Regions from separate parts of the Homo sapiens genome. Here region 1 is linked to region 2. Evidence: read pairs that join two places in POLR2A ChIA-PET (ENCODE). Cell type or tissue: A673. All regions are shown on one strand.

The links. ChIA-PET counts read pairs that join two places held together with the same protein. Peaks named below come from ENCODE experiments on the same cell type or tissue, not always from the same donor. Only the 100,000 strongest peaks of a DNase experiment are listed, where the experiment ranks them.
Region 1: POLR2A ChIA-PET joins it to region 2 with 14 read pairs; 3 of 35 experiments call an interaction of 5 or more read pairs at or near these places.

The regions. Positions count from the first base shown.
Region 1 is chr5:142,415,885-142,423,884 of GRCh38, forward strand. All of the region lies in intron 3 of SPRY4-AS1 (SPRY4 antisense RNA 1), which reads left to right. Among named protein-coding and RNA genes, the nearest start is that of SPRY4-AS1, 95 kb to the left of the region's middle. In A673, no CTCF peak of the experiment used is centred here; no DNase peak of the experiment used is centred here; H3K27ac peaks cover 2,227 bases.
Region 2 is chr5:142,640,194-142,648,193 of GRCh38, forward strand. The region is part of intron 1 of FGF1 (fibroblast growth factor 1); the gene reads right to left. Among named protein-coding and RNA genes, the nearest start is that of FGF1, 42 kb to the right of the region's middle. RefSeq lists a promoter at 3,943-4,287 and an enhancer at 4,412-5,611. In A673, no CTCF peak of the experiment used is centred here; DNase peaks (open chromatin) are centred at 658 and 4,898; H3K4me3 peaks cover 569 bases.

The sequences.
Region 1 (8,000 bases), 220 kb before region 2:
GAATGAGTTAGAACAGGAGATAATGACATCACAGGAGAGCAGCCTTGCTCAGCCCATCAAGGAGTAGACTTCATCCCCTGCCCTGGAGCTCGGTTAAAAAAGAAAATATTTTGGCTAGGCACGGTGGCTCACTCCTGTAATCCCAGCACTTTGGGAGGCTGAGGCGGGTGGATCACGAGGTCAGGAGATCGAGACCATCCTGGCTAACAGTGAAACCCCGTGTCTACTAAAAAATACAAAAAATTAGTCGGGCGTGGTGGTGGGCGCCTGTAGTCCCAGCTACTTGGGAGGCTGAGGCAGGAGAATGACGTGAACCTGGGAGGCGGAGCTTGCAGTGAGCTGAGATCGCGCCACTGCACTCCAGCCCGGGTGACAGAGCGAGACTCTGCCTCAAAAAAAAAAAAAAAAGTGTGTGTACATATATGTATTTTTAAATATTATTAAATTTAATTATATATTTTATATAAAATATAATTTTATACAATATAATATATATTTTATATAAAATATAATTTTATACAATATAATATATATTTTATATAAAATATAATTTTATACAATATAATATATATTTTATATAAAATATAATTTTATATAATATAATATATATTTTATATATATATAAAATTGCTGTAGTCCTAGCAACTTGGGAGGGTGAGGTGGGGGAAAAATGGCTTAAGCCTGGGAAGTCAAGTCTGCAATGAGTTGTGATTGTGCCACTGCACTCTAGCCCGAGTGACAGAGCGAGACCCTGTCTCAAAAAAATAATAGTAATAAATAAAGTTACATACCTAGGAAGGTGAAAGCAGCAGGCAGCCTCATAGGCAGGGCAGGAGGAGGAGGACCTAGGCATTGCTCTGCAACACTCCCAATATCACCAAGGGGCAGAGCAAGAGAAAAGCGAGCAAACAGACTTGTATATAAGTATTCATAGCAGCTTTGTCATAGCCAAGACCCATAAACAACACAAATGTCCACTTGCGGATGAATGGGTAAACAAATTGTGATATATCCAAAATGCCCCAGGGTGGTATTTCCCCTCCGAGAACCCAAAATCCAAATTTCTTTTGAAAATTATTTTATTTTTATTTTTATTTTTTTGAGATGGAGTTTCTCTCTTATTGCCCAGGCCGGAGTGCAATGGCGTGATCTTGGCTCACCGAAACCTCCACTTCCCTGGTTCAAGTGATTCTCCTTCCTCATACTCCCAAGTAGCTGAGATTACAGGCATGTGCCACCACACCCAGCTAATTTTGTTTTTTTAGTAGAGACAGGGTTTCACCATGTTGGTCAGGCTTGTCTTGAACTCTTGACCTCAGGTGATCTGCCTGCCTCGGCCTCCCAAAGTGCTGGGATTACAGGTGTGAGCCACTGTGCCCGGCCTTTTTTTTTTTTTCTTTTTTCTTTTTTTTTTTTTTCTGAGACGGAGTCTCGCTGTATTGTGGAGGCCAGAGTGCGGTGGCACGATCTTGGCTAACTACAACCACTGCCTCCTGGGTTCAAGCGATTCTCCTGCCTCAGCCTCACAAGTAGCTGGGATTACAGGTGTGCCCCACCATGCCCGGCTAATTTTTGTATTTTTAGTAGAGATTGGGTTTTGACATGTTGGCCAGGCTGGTCTTGAACTCCTGACTTCAAGTGGTCTACCTGCCTCGGCCACCCAAAGTGCTGGAATTGCACCTGTGAGCCACTGCACCTGGCCTTCTTCATAGATTTTTTTTTTTTGAGACGGAGTTTCATTCTTGTTGCCCAGGCTACAGTGCAATGGTGTAATCTGGGCTCACTGCAACCTCTGCCCCCCTGGGTTCAAGTGATTCTCCTGTCTCAGCCTCCTGAGTAGCTGGGATTACAGGCACCTGCCACTACGCCTGGCTAATTTTTGGTATTTTTAGTAGAGACAGGGTTTCACCATGTGGGCCAGGCTAGTCTCGAACTCCTGATCGTGATCCACCCACTTCCACCTCCCAAAGTGCTGGCATTACAGGCATGAACCACTGTGCCTGGCCAGATTTTTAAGTGTATGATATGGTATTGCTATCTATAGGTACAGTGTGATACAGCAGATCTCTAGGACTTAATCTTGCATAATTGAAACTTTATACTGTACCCATTGATTAGCGACTACAAATTTCCCTTTTGCCCCAGCCCCTGGTAACCCCATTCTCCTCTGATTCCATGAGTTCAGCAATTTTAGATCTCTCCTATAAATAGAATCATGCAGTATTTGTCCTTCTCTGACGGGCTTATTTCACTTGGCACAGTGTCCTTCAAGTTCATCCATGTTGTCATGTATTGCAGGGTTTTCTTCTCTTTTTAAGGCTGAATAGTATTCTGTTATATGTATATACCACATTTTAAAAATCATTCATCTTTGGATGACATTTAGGTTGTTTCCAAATCTTACCTATTGTGAATAAGTGCTGTAATGAACATGGAGTGCAGTTAGCTCTTTCACATCCTAATTTTAATTATTTTAAATAAATAACCAGAAGTGGGATTGCTGGATCATGTAGTAGTCCTATTTTTAATTTTTTAAGGAATTTCCGTACTTTTTTCCATAGTAGTTCCACCATTTTGTACTCTTACTAATAGTGTACCAAGGTTCCAATTTCTCCACATCCTCATCAATGCTTGTTGTCTTTTACAATTTATTTTTGTTTTCTTAAATAATAGCCATCCTGACAGGCTTTTAGTAGTATCTCATTGTGGTTTCATTTTGCATTTCCCTGATGATTAGTGATGTTGAGCATGTTTTCATACACCTGTTGGCCATTCATATGTTTCCTTTGGCAAAACATCTATTTGAGTCCTTTGCCCCCTTTTTTTTTTTTTTTTTGTAGAGATGGGGTCTTGCAATGTTGCACAGGCTGGTCTTGTGTATATACATTTATGTTGACCTTTTATTCCTCGTAGTAACCTTATGAAATAGATACTAATTATTATCTATTTTTAGATGAGGAAAATGGGACATGAAGAGGTTAAATAGGTTGTTAAAAATCACATGCAGGTAAATGGCAGAACTGAGGTTTATAAACCTAGATGGTCTGGTTTTGGAGTTCCTGCTCCTAACTGTTGCACCATATTGCCTCCCAACGTTTAAAAATTAGGAGCTTTCAGCTGGGCGCAGTGGCTCATGCCTGTAATCCCAGCACTTTGGGAGACTGAGGCGGGTGGATCACCTGAGGTCAGGAGTTTGAAACCAGCCTGAACAACATGGTGAAACCCTGTCTCTACTAAAAATACAAAAATTAGCTGGCTGTTGTGGCATCTGCCTGTAATCCCAGCTATAAAAGAGACTGAGGCAGGAGAATTGCTTGAACCCAGGAGGCGGAGGTTGCAGGAAGCTGAGATCGCACCATTTGCACTCCAGCCTGGGCAACAAGAGCGAAACTCCATCTCAAAAATAAATAAATAAATAAAAATTAGGAGATTTCCTGTCAAACCGTGGAGAGCTGGCTTCTCTTGAAAAATCAGAAAAAGAGAGGACACTGGGCCATATCCCCTGAGGTCACAATTGGCTCGTGCTGCATCAGGCCAGTCCCTTAGCGAGGTGGTGTTCTCTGGCTCACCCCCAGCCCCACCAGTCCCCCACTTCCCTGACTCTGAGTTCCTGTTCACTTGACCCAGTTCCTACACTCGTTTGTACCAACAGACACTTTAGTCTTCAACCCCTGGGTTAAGGTTGTATGATAATATTTATAGATATGAATATTTATACAAAGAATATTTATGCAAGCACCAGGCACTTTTGTTCTGAGAGAGGAAGTGTTTTCTTCCCCATTTTATGTGTGAGTAACTGAAGCATGGTGAGGGCCCGTACTCGCATGAGTAACAGAGACAGGGTTTGAACTGTGCAGTGCTTTCAGCTGTATTATCTCCCCTTCCTTTGTGGTCTGGGGGTTCCTGCATCCTGTTAAAGATTCTAGGCTGGGCGTGGTGGTTCACACCTGTAATCCCAGCACTTTGGGAGGCCGAGGTGGGCAGATCACCTGAGGTCAGGAGTTCAAGACCAGCCTGGCCACATAGTGAAACCCCATCTCTACTAAAAATGCGAAACTAAGCTGAGCATGGTGGTGTGCACCTGTAATCCCAGCTACTCGGGAGGCTGAGGCAGGAGAATCACTTGAAACTGGGAGCAGAGGTTGCAGTTAGCCGAGAGTGCACCACTGCACTCCAGCCTGGGGAACAGAGTGAGACTCTGTCTCAAAAAAAAAAAAAAAAAAAAAGATTCTAGGGGTAAAGTTGATCATTAGAGCAGATGAAATTTCGGTACTGAAGGAACCACATGTGAAGAAGCCGTACGAACAGCTCACTTCTGTTTTTGTCTATGCACTGAGTAGATTCTAGCCTTAGAGAGCATAGTCAGCTCTCTAGAACTATTTATTGAATGAAAAATAGACCAGGAAGAGTCACCTGTTGAGAGTCTCATAAAGAGGAGAGAAATCTGACAAAATTTCAAACAGCGAATCAGTACCTAGTAGAAATTAAAAAATTTTATTTACTGAATTTTTTTTAATAACTGGAGGAAATGCCCTGTTTGTTTTTTTTTTCTAGCTAGTATTAAGGATTTTTTGTTTTTGTAAGAAAATGATACAATTCTGGCCCATTTCTCAAGCAAGTTTATTTTAAAATTCCCACAATTCTCTTTAAGTGTTTTGGGAGTTGGAGCAAGTGATAACAAAAGCAGCTGAGAAATGAGGCTTTGGCCTGGTTATTGTCTAACCAGGTGGGTTGAGGTCCCTGAACTTTAAGAAGCTTTTGTGCTTCCAGCTGTACCAGGGGGATTAGTGGCTTAGTCCTACCTCATGGGAGCACATTTTATTGTTACTTCTCATAGAGCTGAAACCATAATGTTATGGTTTTTTATACAGCACCATCTGCTTCAGGCTCTCGACATGCTTAGAGTGTTTCCCCTCACTCCCCCTTCAAGTTTCTCCCTCCACATAAGTTCAGTATCTGGAAGAGTGAATTCACTTTGGGCATAGCAACAGATGTGCATGGTAATATGTAAAATGCAGTCGGTTAGTTACCAATCAGTCATGTGGTCATCAAATGTTTAATGCAGACAAGGCAGTGTGCTAGACTGCTGTGATGGAAACAAAGTTAAGTAAAATGTGGTTTTTGCTTTACGGGACCTAGTGGGGGCATATTATACAAAGACATACAAAAGGTTTAATAGCTGTAGGAAATAAAAAAGTTAATGAACATAAGTAGAAGAGAGTATATGCAGCTCATCATTAATTTCCAAATGAAGGCTGCAGTTGTTAAGTGCTATAGGAAGTCAGTGTTCTCTTTGATAAAGTTCCTTCTTGAGAAGCAAAGTCCAGAATGAATGTGCACAATGCAATTAGAGGGACACTTTGACAGGAACAAAGCTGCTTGTGTAAATGCAAGGTCTCTCTTCAGCATGGTCCGGAAATTCATTCTGTAACAAAGAACTGTAATTCCAAGTCAATGACACCTTCTAAATCCTCTCAGACTATGCCCAAAATTATAGAGAAGGAATGGCGAGTCAATTCCGTTCAGTCAGAACTGGATAGCTGTGTACTTTGCTCAAATGCCTGGGATCTAATGGAGATGGGACAGCAGCCAGGAGATAAAGCAAGTCAATACAGGCCTGGGAGAACTCTGATGCTGGAGCAGATAATGAGGAAGGGGCCAGGATTTGAAAGCGTGACCTCTAAGTCTTCCTGTGTAATGAACGGAATATAATGGAGGGCTGAGATCTGAGACCCTAGTGCACCTGTGTCTGTGGCTACCTGGTCAACAGCCTGGCTTTATCCCTAGATAACTTGGATGAGTGCTGTGGGAACTTGACAACCTTCAGGCTACCATTACTGCTTACTGAAAAGAGTAGAAGGCAAGAAATTTCCTCTAAAGGAAATAGGTGTGGGGCTTCGTGGTTAAGAACTTGAACTTTCATGTCAGGACCTAGCTTCCCCACTCACCAGCTGTGTGGCCTTGAGCAAGTCACTTACCCTTTCTGAGTCTCAGATTTATCACCTGAAAAATGGGAGAAAAAATGATATTACCTACCCTGTTGTGTTATTGTAAGGGTTAAGTAAGACAAGGGATTCAAAAGGCACTTAGCAGTGTATATGGCTCATGTGAGATCACAATAAATTATATGTTATTGTTATTAAAGATGATGAGGCAGGAGGATTGCTTGAGGCTAGGAGTTAGAGACCAACCTGGGCCCTCAGCTAAAAAAAAAAAAAAAAAAAAAAAAAAAATTAGCTGGGTGTGGCAGTACATACCTGTAAGTCCTAGCTAGTGGGGAGACTGAGGTGGAAGGATCCCTTGAGCCCAGGAGTTTGAGGTTACACTGAGCTAAGATTGCACTGCTGCACTCTAGCCTGGGCAACAGAGCAAGACCCTATTCCTCAAAAAAAAAAAAAAAAAAGAGTCATGAGGATAAATATTTTTAAATTACTATTTCCTTGTAGAAGTTCAGGAACTGGCTTAGAGACAAAGCAGGAATTATTCCACTCTTCCCCTAGGTTCTCCATGAGCAACCTTTGAGAAGATAGCTAACTCATGTTAGTGTTATAGTAACTCATGGTAGAGGGTGGGATGAGGTTTTATAGCAGGGCCCTCACTTCTAAAATCCAAACTTACATAAAGCTAAAAGGGCAGCTCTCTGAAGGCATAGGTGCAAGACTGCTGCTGAGGGACCAGAATATTTTTATTTCTCTCCCCTTAGAAAATCTTAGAGCAGTGCTTCTTAAGCTCTGACATGCAGATGAGTCAGAGCTTAAGAAGCACTGCTCTAAGACATGAACCTGAGATTCTGCACTTCTAACAAGCTCCCAGATGATGCCAATGCTACTGGCCCTCAGACTACATTTTAAGTAGCAAAGTCCTAAAAGGCCTTGGGTCATTTAGTCTAGTGGCATGACTGAACCCTCTCTATGACTTTCCTGAAAATGCTAATTCAGTTTTTTATTGAAAACCTGCAGTGATGACAAGCTCCCTACATGCCAGGCAGCCTTTTCTGTTTCCAGATGGCAGGCATGATAGGAAGTCTTTTTACTGAGCCGATGCTCACCTCCATATGACACCCATCCATTGGTTCTGGTTTATGACTTTGGCAAGGGGTGGGCGTTACACAGGTGATGCCTAATCCCGAGGCTCTGAACGCTGGTTTTGGTCTTCTACGGGGGTTGTCTGTGGATGGGCTTTGGCAGTGGTGGTGGAGGGGCAGCAATCCCCTAAAAATGTTTGTAGAATTTGGTTTCCATGTACAATTCCCTGCGGAGAGTTCCCATAGCTTTCAACAGTTTTTCAAGAGAGTCTGTTGGCTGTAGAAGATTAAAAAGCATTGGATTCCTCATGGAATGCCATATCCCTCACAGATCTTCTGTTTGGAAGGCTAGACCTTCTCAAGTTTTTGGATCTCTTGTTTATCTGAGTCTCTCTTTTTTTTTTTTTTTTTTGAGACGGAGTCTCGCACTGTCACCTGGGCTGGAATGCAGTGGCACGATCTCGGCTCACTGCAACCTCCGCCTCCTGGGTTCAAGCAATTCTCCTGCCTCAGCCTCCCAAGTAGCTGGGATTATAGGTGCCCACCACCATGCCCAGCTAATTTTTTGTATTTTTAGTAGAGATGGGGTTTCATTATATTGGCCAGGCTGGTCTCAAACTCCTTACCTCATGATCCACCCGCCACCTCGGCTTCCCAAAGTGCTGGGATTACAGGCGTGAGCCATCGCGCCTGGCCCTGAGTCTCTTTTATTTATTTATTTTTACATAAGTCTCCATGGAACATGGTTTCAGGGATCCTCGTAATCCTGATAGTTTTTCCTAGTATGTCTGTATCCCTCTAATTTTGGTACCCAGAATCATGTACAAGCTAAAAAGCCACCTGACCAGCAGGAAGGGTAAGCTGTCTGTCTTTCATTTGACCCGAGGCTTCTTTCAGTTCTTCCTAAAAGTGTAATATCTGCTTTGGAAACCTTGGTACACTTAATAGTGCTGTCAGTTTGGAATGTTTATGTTGC
Region 2 (8,000 bases):
CAACAAATATGTATTAAATACTGTGATTTATCAGGCACTGGGAACACAGGGGTAAACAAGAAAAGCAAAGACCCTGCTTTCCTTGTCAATTTTTATTCCTATAGGGGGAGGTATTAAATTTTTAAAAGTGAACAGCTAAGAAAATCTAAAATGGTGCTAATTCCCGTATCTCCTGGTAGAAAGGAGCCCACGGGGGCTGGAAGGGGAGAGTGCACCAGGAGGTGGAGTATGGTGGGGGGGGGGGTCTCTCTGAGAAGCGGCATTGGAGCTGAGGCCTTTGCCAGGTGGGGTCAGGGTTGTGCACAGAGCCACATGCACCTAAGCCTGTCTTGTGGGCTTGTGATGCGCATGAGCAGGGAGATGGCCTGTCTCAGAGAAGAAACAGCAGGATGCGGTACCTTCTTCCAGCTGTTATCCAAGAATAGGCAAGAGACTCGAAATAATCCACCAATTGAGGGGTAGGGCACAAGAGTTAATACAATCTTTTTAAAGTCAAATGCTTCTCAGAGAACCAATGCTGCCTCCATCTGAACCTGTCCTCATCCCCACCAAACCAAAAGTCATTTCCTCCTGTGACATCCTGTGCATATTGGCTGTGGCTGTTTGTGGCAGTCACTGTATCCTACCCTGCAATTAGAGCTATTTGCATCCTCCGTTTGGCCTCCCTTGGGAATCTTCAACTCCTCGAAGGCAGGGATTGGATCTTGTGCACTCCCTTCCCCCACAGACATAGACTCTCTCCATATACTTAGTAGATGCTCGGTGAATATCTGTTGGTGTTTATTCAGTTGAATACTAGGATTTCTGGATAACACTTTGGAGACATACATATTACAAAAGGAGAAGAGTTTTGATTGCAGGGAAGGGAAAGATAATTTGGGCGTATAGAGATCCCACACTTAGGTGGTTCTTCTAATGGAGAATGTTGAATGCTTTGAGACTTTCCAGTGGAGATTGGCCAGGATAACAAAAGAAGTTGTGAGGGCCACAAAAAGAAGATCGGGCAATGAGGACTAACTGCCTATTTTGCTGTTTTGGTCTTAGTGGTTAAAAAGCCATTGAGAATTATTTTGCGTGCTTCCTCCAACTCTTGGTCCTTGTTTGATCTGAGATTTCTGCTGTCTGGTTAGCTGGTTGATTTAGGGTTCACTTAGGGTTTCTTTTCTTCTTGTGTTTGTCATTTCCTTTTTCTGTGGGGGTTAATTTTCTATATATTCAGAATGTTTTTGTCTTGAATAATCTAAATATATACAGCTAGAATGTATTTTTTATTTAATTAGTATTTTTGAAGTATTTTCACTTTAAGCTGAAATTCATTTTAAATGGAACTTGACATCAATAATGAAAATGAAAAACCAGTATCACTTGCCACAGATGGTCATTGTAAAGGTAAATTTGTTGTAAAAACATATTGTAATGAATTGAATCTAATTTATTTGTACTATATTATTGAGTACTTTGTTATCTCATGATTTATTATAGCAGCACCACCGTATAAACAGTGTTATTTCCATTTTTACAGATGATAAAACTGAGATCTTGAGAAATTAACTCCCAGGGCTAAGAGGTATTTTAGGCATCCGAATAATTATTCAATTTCGGTTTACAAATGGAATACGTAAAGAGAATCTTATGATTCCATTTTTACAGATGATAAAACTGAGATCTTGAGAAATTAGGTCACTCCCAGGGCTAAGAGGTATTTCAGGCATCTGAATTATTATTCAGTTTCGGTTTACAAATGGAATATGTAAAGAGAATCTTATGAATTTCATGGAGCTGAAAAATGGATCTGAAGGTGGCACTGGAGATGATTAACCTCTCAAATAGACACATAAATTAACTGGTTACTTTTGTAAGTAAAAAGAAAATCAAATGAAGCATGGGAAAACAAAGCAGAAAAGCAAGAGTTAAGAGAACCCTCTTCTAGGAGGAGCACAATAGGGCATCCACCACTGTCAGAGAAGCCAGCTGACCCTTGGCTTCCTGGGTCACCAGATGGGTGCTGTCAGCAGTGACCTTACCTCCAGGACCAGGAATGGCCCAGGAAGAAAAGGTTACATGGAGACAGGAAGGGAAGAGAAGAACTAGGAGCTTTGGTTCCCTCTTGGCTGTCACTTATGAAGTACACTCAAGTTCATTTTCCTTGTCCCCTTGGCCTGGGGGTAATGTCCTGATCAAGGCCTGAGGGGATAGTTCTGTGGGGCCTTTTCAGGGTCAGAAAACTCACATGCCAGCAACTTTGTTTGCATCAGCAAACCCACCTGCATCATGCAAGCACTTGACTGGCCACTGACTCCCAACACAAAGCAGATATCAAGATATGAAGAGGGAACACACAGGGCTTCTGAACTGGTAGGGCTTTGTCTTGATGATCTGGGTAAAGGACAAGAATGGGTGGCATACGGTATGCCAAGAGTGAACAACAGCAGCCACCAAATAGATCTGGCTTTGTGCTGGCTTGAGCCACGTGGGCTCCCAGAGGAGACGCTCACTGAGGTCTGTGAAGGCCTTGCTGCACACCTGCCTGAGAGAGCCAAAGAGCTGTGTGTGTTGGACTGTGGCTTTTTGAAATATGTTTGGCTGGGAGATGGGAAGACCTGGGATCCTGTAGACCAGTGAAGGGGAGGTGGGATCAGGACAGACTCCACTTGGAGCTGAGTCCTAGAAACTGCTCTTCTGTTTTTTTTGTGTACACAACATCAATGAATGCCATGCATAGCCTAGAGTATGGAATAAATCTCTCCTAATAAATATATGGTTGCCTGATTAGGTTAGTCATTATGCTAAACATTTGTTTAGGCAATGCTTACCAGCTAGAAATATTAACAAATAAGGAAAAACCAAGTTTTTCTTAAAGAACTAGGCACTTTCACATACACTATATCCAACGCACCCCAGGAGGCTCCATGGCTTCTGCCTCCTCATTTGAAGAAACCAGCTTGTACTGCCTATCAACAGATTTGCAAAATTGAATGTTGTGATATAATTCTCCCTTGAGGAAAGGGCTAAATCAAGGTCATAACAATTATCGAAGATATAAAGAACTGTAATTTAAAAGACAGTATCACCATATATGCATCAGAAAAAGAGACTACAAATTACACACACACACACACACACATACCCCAAAATATGACAAAAGCCATTCCTGGGTGCTAACAGTAAAGATGATTTTTGTTTTCTTCTTTATGTTTTTCTATTTTTTCCTAATTTTCTACAAGGAGCATGTATTATTTGTATAATCAGAGAAATTATTATTCTGACAAAATCAATTTTAAAATGCTATATATACCTCTTGCTGCAACCTAGGAGGCAATACCCTGAGTTACTGGCTAAAGTTCCTCACTCAAGTCTCCCTCTAGGAAAATAGGGCTTTTCCATTTTGGATTCTATTTGAAAATTTCTCAGTAGGGACCAACAGCTGACCTTAAGTTTCAAAATTGTACCCATGAGAGAGGTGACCGCTAAGGAATCAGGCTTCCTTCCGATCGCTTATTATGCACAGAACATTCTTCTTCATCTGGCCCTCACTTTTTCATGTTTTCTGTCAACAGACTCTTAGTTATAGTAAAACAGATCTACATTTGCATACCAGCTCCACAATTTGCTAACCATGGGATCTTAGCCAAGTCATTTAAAATCCTTGTGCCTCAGTCTGTTCATCTAAACTGATAGGTTTATTATGAGTATGAAATGAAATAATGCATGTAAGCTCATGTTAGCGCAAGCAATAAAAGTTGGCTATTATCATTATCCTATTGGCTTCCCCCAAACATCTTTTCCAATTCTCATGCAGAGAACATTTTCCCGACTTAGCTAGGCTCTGTAATCTCAAGGCTTGTAGTGAGAACTGTGGCCTTCCAGAATGTCCCCAGGAGCCCTAAAACAAAAAAGGAAAGCCTTAAAACATGCTTACCTGCTGGCCCGTGGCTGGCTTCCCTGCAGAAGTGGCAAAGCCCTTCTTTGAGCAGTGAACTCACTCACTAAGGAATCCCCCAAGAGTCTGGCCAGCCGGCCCCACTGCCTGGTTGCCTCACTGAGTTGGTGCTCTCTTTAAGCTGTTCCTTTTGTTTTCTCTGACTCAGAATATCTTAGGTCATTTTGAGACAGCCTTCTCCTCCACACCTTCCCTAATTCTACCTGCTGTTCTGGAAATTTGTCATCATTTTTGACGGCCCGGCATCTGAATCCCCACCCCATGTATTTGAAAGTTACACCCGCCCCCTCATTCCCCACCACACACATACACACGTACATCTTGGTCTGGCTGGACCATTCCTGCAGTGTGATTTGGGGCCACCACACCTTCCCAGTGACTCTGGGAGCAACCCCAGGTTCTCTGAACTCTCCTTCTAGAGTCAATTTTGGTTGCTTACAATTAAGAAACCAAGCCAGCTCCTCCTCATCCTTCATACCTACCTTAGTATAAATCCTCTGGCTGTTGGTTTCCAAAACTCCCTGAGCATGCATGTCATATGATTTAGCATATTCTGTTATGATATTTTACTATAATTGTCTGTTTATCCCCACACCCCCAGACTGTTAGCTCCCTGAGGACAAGGACTAAAGCTGTTTAGCTTGTGATAGTCTCTCCATCATGGGCAGAGTGCATGGCACATAGTAGACCCTCAGCAAATGCCAAATGAATGAACAAGCAACAAAACCTTAGCACACATGAGAGGACCAGAAACAAGCACGGTAGCTCCACTTGGAGAACCAGTTAACTCGCCAGCTTTCTGATATTCTGGCACCACTCCTAGTCGGATTCCAGGGGAAATCAGATTTCTTTTAGGCTTTGGCAAGGAAGAAGATCTTCCAGCAGCATCCTGAGTGGGAGGGTGCATTGTGGGCAGCGTCTTGAAATGGGTGAGTAATCCCCCAGGCAGCTCTTAGCTTTAAACCCTGGCTTGTAATGCAGTCATCTCCTGAAGCTCCCAGCTTAAAATGGAAAGTGGCATTACTCATGGTGAAGGGCAGGCAATAAAAAAACATTTAGGTGGGGCCAGCACAATGGAGTGAGTATTCCCTGATGGCGGATGAGAACGTCTCCACTCTGAGCACTCACAGCCCTGGCAGACGGCTCAGTCATAGCAGGGCTTTTGAGCTACACCTCCGAGTTAGCTCATCACACGGCACCTCACTCTTTGGGGTGCTGGGAGACATCGCATTCCTCAGCCTACAGCAGGCGTGGTGGGAAGAAATGCCCCTGAGTCAATATTGGAAGGTGGTAGAAGGAGTGGATGAGAACCTGGGCTTTGGCATCCAACTGACCTGGGTTCCAATCCCAGCTCTTCTAGTTACTAGCTCTGTGACTCCAAGCAAGCCCTCTAACCTCTCTGATCCTCAAGTTCCTCATCTGTAAAATGAGTAAAATAATAGTACCTACTACAGAGGCATTGGGATAAGTAAGAAAGACTATCCCTACAAATCCTTATCACAATGCCTGGCATGTAATCAACATTCAGTAGGGTGACAGCTGCTGTCATTGACAGAGTTGTTCTTTTACCACCTTCCTCCAACGGCCTCCATTACTCCTCCATCCTTTCTGTTTTATTTCTGTGTTAATCTCACTCAGCTTCCACACCCTTACTTCCTCCAGAAGTCATCCTTTACCTCTGATATTCTCCTGAGCTCAGGCCACAGCCCAACCTCCCTCCACAGTCACTGCTCATTTCTATCTTGTCTTTCTCTCCCTTACTTTGTTTTTTTGTTTTTTTTGTTTGTTTGTTTTAGACGGAGTCTTGCTTTGTCGCCTAGGCTGAAGCGCAGTGGTGCGATCTTGGCTCATTGCAAGCTCTGCCTCCCGCGTTCAAGTCATTCTCCTGCCTCAGCTTCCCAAGTAGCTGGGACTACAGGCGCCTGCCACCACACCCGGCTAATTTTTTTGTATTTGTAGTAGAGATGGGGTTTCAGTGTGTTAGCCAGGATGGTCTCGATCTCCTGACCTCGTGATCCGCCTGCCTCGGCCTCCCAAAGTGCTGGGATTACAGGCGTGAGCCACCGCACCTGGCCTTTTTTTTTTTTTTTTTTTTTTTTTGGAGACAGAGTTTCACTCTGTCACCCAGGCTGGAGTGCAGTGGTGCAATTTCAGCTCACTGCAACCTCTGCTGCCTCAGCCTCCGAAGTAGCTGGGATTACAGGTGCCTGCCACCGTGCCCAGCTAATTTTTTTTTGAGAGGAGACTTGCTCTGTCCCCCAGACTGGAGTGCAGTGGCGCGCAATCTCGGCTCACTGCAAATTCCACCTCCTAGGTTCAAGCAATTTTCCTGCCTCAGCCTCCCGAGTAGCTGGGATTACAGGCCTGTGCCACCACGCCCGGCTACTTTTTGTGTTTTTAGTAGAGGCGGGGTTTCGCCATGTTGGTCAGGCTAGTCTCAAACGCCTGACCTCATGCTCTGCCCGCCTTGGCCTCCCAAAGTGCTGGGATTACAGGCGTGAGCCACTGCGCCTGGCCCCGGCTAATTTTTTATAGTTTTTAGTAGAGACGAGGTTTCACCATCTTGGCCTGGCTGGTCTTGAACTCCTGACCTCGTGATCTACCTGCCTTGGCCTCCCAAAGTGCTAGGATTACAGGTGTGAGCCACTGCGCCCGGCCTTTTCTCTCCTTTTCTATGTGTCTGTGAACCTGTGTGCTAAGACCTCACCACCTGATGTCTGACCCTGTCATCGTTTCTTCCCCACTTCAGAATCTGGGACCTGGCCCACTGTGAAGCAAAATGTATTAGGATAAATCAATCGGAGTTGAAGGAAGCCTCATGGACAGATTGGGCATAAGGTCATAAAACGATCAGGGCTCAACACCAGTTTTCAGCACCCAATACCAGTTTCCAGGGCCCCAGTATAATGTACACGCACCCACAGAAAGAAAAGTGGTGAAGAGAGGGAGGGGAAGGGTGGCAGAGTATGCAACCTCCAAATAAGCCAATTTGGCATATCGATTATTTTTAGTTGAAGACAATTGAGAAGAAGCAGATAAGGCTCTCTGCCATTTCTCATTTGCTTAAAAGCAGAGCATAAATTTGTGAAGTTGCCCCCTCACCACCAGGAAAGACTGAAGTTAACCACTGGAACAAACCTTACCAACTAGCCCTCCTCTCTGTTCATTTCTCCCATATGTTTACTTTCAAAATTTGCTGCTCTAGAAACTTGAAGTCCTTTTCCTTTGTCTTGTCACTTCTCTAAAAATCTTTCGCCCTTCTGTTGAGCTGCTATATAAACCCAAGTTCTCACCACCGCGTTGAGGTAGTCAGTACTGCGTGCTCCCATGTGCACACACAATGCACATGTTCATAAACTTGTAGTTCTCCTCTTAATTTGTCTTTTGTCAGTCTAATTTAAAGGGCCTCACCAATGGGCCTAAGATGGTAGACCACTCCACTCCTACCTGTTTAGATGGGACCCAAATCTAAATACTAAATTCATTTATGTTTCATATACACTTTATATACCTAGTCTGAAGGTAGTTTTATACAATACTTATAATAATTTTATGCATGAAACAAAGTTTTGACTGCATTTTGACTTTGACCTGTCACATGAGGTCAGGTGTAGAATATTCCACATGTGGCATCATGTCAGTGCTTAAAAATTTTGGATTTTGGGTTGGGCACGGTGGGTGGGATCAAGCCTGTAATCCCAGCACTTTGGGAGACTGAGGTGGGCAGATCACTTGAGGTCAGGAGTTCGAGACTAGCCTGGCCAACATGGTGAAACTCCATCTATACTAAAAGTACAAAAGATTAGCTGGGCGTGGTGGTGCGCACCTGTAATCCCAGCTACTTGCGAGGCTGAAGCAGGAGAATCACTTGAACCCAGGAGGTGGAGGTTGCAGTGAGCCTAGATCGTGCCACTGCATTCCAGTCTGGGTGACAGAGTGAGACTCTATCTCAAAACAACAACAACAACAACAAAACTTGGATTTTGGAGCATTTTGGACTTAACGATTTTTTGGATCAAAGATTCTCAGCTTGTACTGTGTTCACACCAAGAGAACAAGT